Regions from separate parts of the Homo sapiens genome. Here region 2 is linked to region 1. A link is an interaction called in ENCODE POLR2A ChIA-PET data of the cell type or tissue named here. Cell type or tissue: OCI-LY7. All regions are shown on one strand. Each heading gives the region's core, and the rest is flanking DNA. Links, peaks and the distances in the headings are about the cores only.

Region 1 (2,914 bases), core at 318-2,817:
ATGACTGATGCTGACTCATGGGTGAGGAGACAGCCACTCTTGTTCCCCGAGAGTCCTTCCAGTTCACAGGAGTCTTTCGATCATCATTTTTCAGCTTGCTCTCCTCCATTGATTGAGAATCAGGATGCTTGGCCTCTTTGGGCTCCTCTTTAATGCTTGTTAACGATACAGGAAGGCTGGGCACACCACTCTCTTTATTAGGAGTTTTCCTCGGACTATCCTCTTTTAATTTCTTCTCTCTATCAAGTTCTTCTGACTTTTGCTGATCCAGATATTTGGGCTGGTATACATAATGATGCCATGTTCTTGAATCTGGGTCCTGATTTTTTTGTTTTAAAGAAAAAAAACCCAACAGATTTGTTTTAAAATTTCAATTTTAAAGAAAACTTGTTAATAATCATGACAGCACTAGCACTCTTAATTTTAATGCTAAGTTGACATTTATTTCTGTGCTAGACACTGTGCTAATTGCTTTACCTCCTTCTCTTACAAAGTAATAATGTCCCAGGTAGGCATTATTACTGATCCCCTGTACAGAAGATAAAACCAAAGTGTTTAAAGTTCAGGCAACATCAAGGTCATGCTGCTGCCCAGTCGTGGAGCTGGGCTTCAAACTCAGGTCTGCTGAAATTCAGAGCTGGGCCCTTAATGTCATTTCTCAACACTAAATAACATCCTCAGACATATTTAATTCTGTCTTCGTTTGCCTTTTAATATCTCACACAGGTGAAAAGAATGTTAAAAACTCCAACTCAAGCTAATAATAGTAAATTTAAGTAATTGCTATAGCTATTAACATCACTTAGGAGGAAAAACTCTTGGTTTCCTAATACATTTTCCTCATCTACTGCAGCTGAGGCTTAATATATTGGCTCACTTCTCATTACGTGTTAACATCTTAATCAAAACAAAATTTCAAATTAATAGCACACGTTATGGCTTCTCTATTGGAAAACAAAGCCATCTATCTATAAACCCCCAAAATTATATAAATCTTCTGCAGCCCTGTGAATTGACAGCCTGATTTATGCCTCTGTAAGTGGGGAAACTGAGAATCCTAAATGGCCTTTGTGATCCCCATCCCATTCATGATATAAACCCACTGGGGATTCAGGTTCTCAGAGAACATGCAAAGTTGTGCCTAAGTAAATGTGTGTGTGTGGGTGGCGGTGGTGGGGGCTGGTGGTTCTTGCTCTAATGCACCAGGGATTATCTAAGCATGGGGGTGAGGGTGGGAGTGGGGATGTGCAGTGCTGGGAAATAACCAGGATTAATGCTCACGGGGTTGCAGTGGGTCAGGATGTCTGAACCATGACAGAAGGTGCTAGTACATTTGTGGTTTCGTGGTGACCAATTTTCAGGTGTTCTCAAGCTGACTGACCCATGGGGCTCTGGGACAGCTGTTGAGGCCTGCCACCCAAACCTCCTCACCCTCCTCACAAACATTCAGCACTGAGCTCTGAGTTTTGGGGTACTTAATATAGGGAGTAAGACTGAAATCTAGGCATCTCTGACCCCATGTGAAAGAAATTTGGGCCCCAAATTCTATTAAAAAGATTAATGGGAAATGTGAATTCAGGGACCCAGTTTTTATTATCTTCAAAGAAGATGCTAGTAGAAATTTGAAAATGGAAAATAAATATTTCAGAGATAAGACTCAGAATCTCAGAGTTAGAAGAGAATTCAGCAGCCCCATTGTGGAAAGCCCTCGCCTTGGACTAAGAAATTAAGGGATCCTGGCCAGGCGCGGTGGCTCACGCCTGTAATCCCAGCACTTTGGGAGGCCAGGGTGGGCGGATCATGAGGTCAGGAGATCGAGACCATCTCGCTAACACGGTGAAACCCCATCTCTACTAAAAATACAAAAAATTAGCCGGGCATGGTGGCACGTGCCTGTAGTCCCAGCTACTCAGGAGGCTGACGCAGGAGAATCGCTTGAACGGAGGCGGAGGTTGCAGAGAGCCAAGATTGCACCACTGCACTCCAGCCTGGGTGACAGAGAGAGATTCCGTCTCAAAAAATTTAAAAAATTTAAAAAAAGAAATTAATGGACCTCATCAGAGTCACAGAGCAAGTTAGTGGCATGAAACACAAATCTGCAAAGCACCCATCCACAGTTCCTTTTACTATACACCATGACAAGAAAATACTGATAATGTACATTTTAGAGCTACATAGTAACTCCTGAGAATCTTAAGATATTTTTCAAGAGCAGAGGAAAAAACTAATATGGGTTTCTTTCCTGTGTCAGAAGTCTAACCAGATCAAGCCCAGACATGTATAATACAAGTCTCAGACTGCTCTCTCCCTGTTGGGGCCACGCTCCACAATCTTACTTGTTTAAATCTCGAGGTTGGGTCTACACCTGTCTGCTTCATAGAGTCCATGACAGACTTCATTTCTACAGCCTCCTTAATAAGCTGGTGGTTTTCCATCTGCTTAGCTTTGAAGCTGTCGGCCTGAAGCTGCTGCTGGTGATTGGAGAGAAGCTGCGATTTACCTGTCTCCTCAGTTTTATTAGGCACTGATGGCCCTAGTTTAGAATGGTTTTTGTTAGGCTCCGGAGTAGAGGGAGCTTTTGAGATTGTGGCCGATGGCATATTTTTCTGTTTAGTTTCCTCCTTGCCCAGCTCTTTCAAGGGGAGCTCACTTTTCCTTTCACAGTCTCCTCTCCCAGTCTGGGCCATTTTCTGCTCTGCCAGCCTCTGGTCCTCATAGTACTTCTCATACTGCTGTCTATAGGCAGGGCTGGTGGCCATCAGAGACTTCTGGTCCATATAGAGCCCATATGCATACTGGCCATAATAAAGTGACTGAGCCAGGGCAGGATGTCTTTGTGTGATCACCGACTGGTGCTGAGGCTGTAAGGATGCAGAATTGTGGTCCACTTTCTTAGAATCTAACTGCTCTGCCT
Region 2 (2,914 bases), core at 237-2,736, 62 kb after region 1:
GTATCATTATTACAAATATATCTGAGACCTGAAATCGATAGGTGGTTTGGCCCTATGGGACCAAATGCTAGTATTTGCTACATTCAAAGGCAATTCACAAGAGGCAACAACAAATCCCTTTCTGAGGGGAGAAACACTAATATAGTTCTAATCAGATATTCCTCATTTAAAAATCAGTGGGGGATTATTAGTCTAATAATACTAACAACTGGAATAAAATATCAGAATAGAGAACTGGCCTGTTTTAGCAATGGTTTCTTTGTCAAAGCTCTTTTCTGTCATCTTGATAGGACACTGATGTAACCTATTAGAACCCAAAAAAAGAGGAAAGCAGGAAAGCAGCCATCTCCACTGGAAAAAAAAGACCCATAAGTCTAACAGCTGGTGGTGGCAGCCTGTCAAACCGAGGAAAGTTAATGTCAAGAACAGACGCGCGGCAGTCTCTCACTGTTATTTTTGCATGATTATTCCCAGGTGTTAGTGCATGCTGAGCAGTAGCCTGGCTATTTATCACGCGAGAGAGCCTAAGAGCATGGGAGGGGGAGCAGGGAGGCTGAAGGGAGGCAGGGAAGAAAAGGTTATTTACACAGAGAGCGGCACTTAGTGTGTGTAATCAGAGGGCTGGGTTGGGGGCGGGCAATCTGCAGGGAAACCCTGGCAATATTTTCTCCGTTCACCTTCTTTCAAGGGCTTCCTGAGTGCTGATGGGCAAGGAAGGATCCAAAGCTGGAGTGTTGGTGGGGACAGCTTTTCATCACTGGGGCATTTCACTGTGTTGGTCAGTGATGCTTTCAGTACCAGGAAACCGACAGCCAGTGAGGATAGGTGGCCAGGGTAGGGCTGGAGAGTGCTCCCTCGAGCACTCCTGCTCCACCCAGACCCAACAAAGAGACATTCAGGTGGCTCTGCTGCCAGGTAGAAGGAGAAGGCGAAACCCAGGACTGCCGAGAAGCAAGCCTCCAGAAGGCAGAGAGATTCCCTCCTTTACCTGGGATCAGGTCTAAACCCTGACAGGGAAGCTTGCCACAGCTTTCTCACGTCTATTGCCAAAAATATCCACACCGATCCTGCTATTAACCCCTCAATCCCGGGATCACCAACAACCAGAGGGGGAATGGTGTTTTACTTTGCTCAGAGCCAATATTGTTATAGTCTATGAGAATGCTGGGGCACGATTACTTAATGTTCACGTTTTCTCCATATCCTGGTATTGGGCTGTTTTATGAGATTGCCCATAGTCACCTCTTCATTTAAAAAGCATTAGAAAGAGACTCCACTACTACGTAGGGGAAATCACAGCTCTTTAGAGGCGACCACTGCTGCAGTCTCTTACTTTGCATTTTAACCACCCTTTTTCTGCCTGACGTCACTGCTTCTTTAGCAAAGCAGGGGAAGCTTTAAAAACCATTTCCTTAAATTAGGCACTGATCTTTTCTCCAGAACTAATCATTGAGGCTGAATTTCCATCCCTAAAGGACAAACCTGTAACAACTGAATTTTGGTCACTTCTAATTCTGCCTTTTCGTAAATGTGATGGAGACAACTCTTCCTTTCAGAACCATGATCAAAGCAATTTACGCTTTGCAGCTTGCTGAGAAAACAACATGGGCAAATTCTCACAAAGGGTCTAAGGTACCAGACTTTTTCCGCCTCCTTTAATTCTCACAACATTCCTGTTTTATAGAAGCAGAAACTGAAGATCTCAGAGGATGGGCCACTTTATCTAAGGAGCTGAAATTCAAGACCAAAGCTCTCTGATCTTAAAGTCCATGGGCTTTCTCATAAAAATAGTAACATCAGCAGCTACTTTTTAACACATACAACATAGAGGAATTATAACTGTCTTACCACATATAGTGTAGGAGGGATTATACTGTGCATTCTCTCTTTTGATCTTTACAAAATTGTTAAGGGAAGTATTTTACAGATGAGGAAAAGGAAACGTGGGAAAAGTTAAGTAACTTAAAAGGTCACTCAGGGTCGGTGGCTGAGCCAGAATTTGACCCCACATTGGTCTAACATCAAACGCAAACCCTTCTAAATGTAAAATAGAAGATGAGATGGAAAGAAATCTTTCTCCATGGGTAATTTCTGGCCCTTTTCTGTATGTTGGAAGCAATATACCTGAATCACCCTTTATTACCCATAGTTCAGAATAGTGAATCTCAGGCTTGCAAGCAAATAATACAATCCCTTCAGAAACCTCACTTTAAAACCTTACTGAAACCAAAGCTCAGCTTTTGTTTTATTGTTGTTGTTTTAAATCATCCAATTCTAAAACTACCGTTATGCACAGACTGGGAATTATATTGCCATTTCCACTTTCTCATTATCAGGTATGAAGACCAACCCTGCCCTCAAGTGCTGTTCAGGCTTAGCAGCTGATCTGGTAGGACTTGGCCTGGGGATGGACCAGGGCTCTGGCCCCAAGGCCAGTGGGGCCAAGACGGATGCTTCCACCTCCAGCCAGAACCCCCACCATGCCAAAATTCCAGAATGCCAAAAATCCAAGGCCCGGTGCAGTGGCTCACGCCTGTAATCCCAGCACTTTGGGAGGCCAAGGCGGGTAGATCACCTGTGGTCAGGAGTTCAAGACCAGCCTGACCAACATGGAAAAACCCAGTCTCTACTAAAAATACAAAAATTAGCTGGGCGTGGTAGCGGCTCCTGTAATCCCAGCTACTCGGGAGGCTGAGGCAGGAGAATTGCTTGAACCCAGGAGGCGGAGATTGCAGTGGGCCGAGACTGCACCATTGCCCTCCAGCCTGGGCAACAGAGAGAGACTCTGTCTCAAAAAAAAAAAAAAAAAAAAAAAAAAAATCTGGGTTCTGCATGGTACTGCTTTGGGGTGGAGAGGAAAGGGGGTCACTGACTCTTCGTGTCTGACTGCCAGAAGGATCCCTATATGCAGGTC

What was found. ChIA-PET counts read pairs that join two places held together with the same protein. Peaks named below come from ENCODE experiments on the same cell type or tissue, not always from the same donor. Only the 100,000 strongest peaks of a DNase experiment are listed, where the experiment ranks them.
Region 2: POLR2A ChIA-PET joins it to region 1 with 5 read pairs; 4 of 35 experiments call an interaction of 5 or more read pairs at or near these places.

What each region holds. Positions count from the first base shown.
Region 1 is chr5:124,644,343-124,647,256 of GRCh38, forward strand. ZNF608 (zinc finger protein 608) reads right to left here. Exons shown (of 10, transcript NM_020747.3): 5 at 2,337-2,914; 6 at 1-319. Among named protein-coding and RNA genes, the nearest start is that of ZNF608, 100 kb to the right of the region's middle. In OCI-LY7, for the core only: no CTCF peak of the experiment used is centred there; a DNase peak (open chromatin) is centred at 1,349.
Region 2 is chr5:124,706,379-124,709,292 of GRCh38, forward strand. The region is part of intron 2 of ZNF608 (zinc finger protein 608); the gene reads right to left. Among named protein-coding and RNA genes, the nearest start is that of ZNF608, 39 kb to the right of the region's middle. RefSeq lists an enhancer at 2,716-2,914. In OCI-LY7, for the core only: no CTCF peak of the experiment used is centred there; DNase peaks (open chromatin) are centred at 473 and 1,333; H3K4me3 peaks cover 2,500 bases; H3K27ac peaks cover 2,500 bases.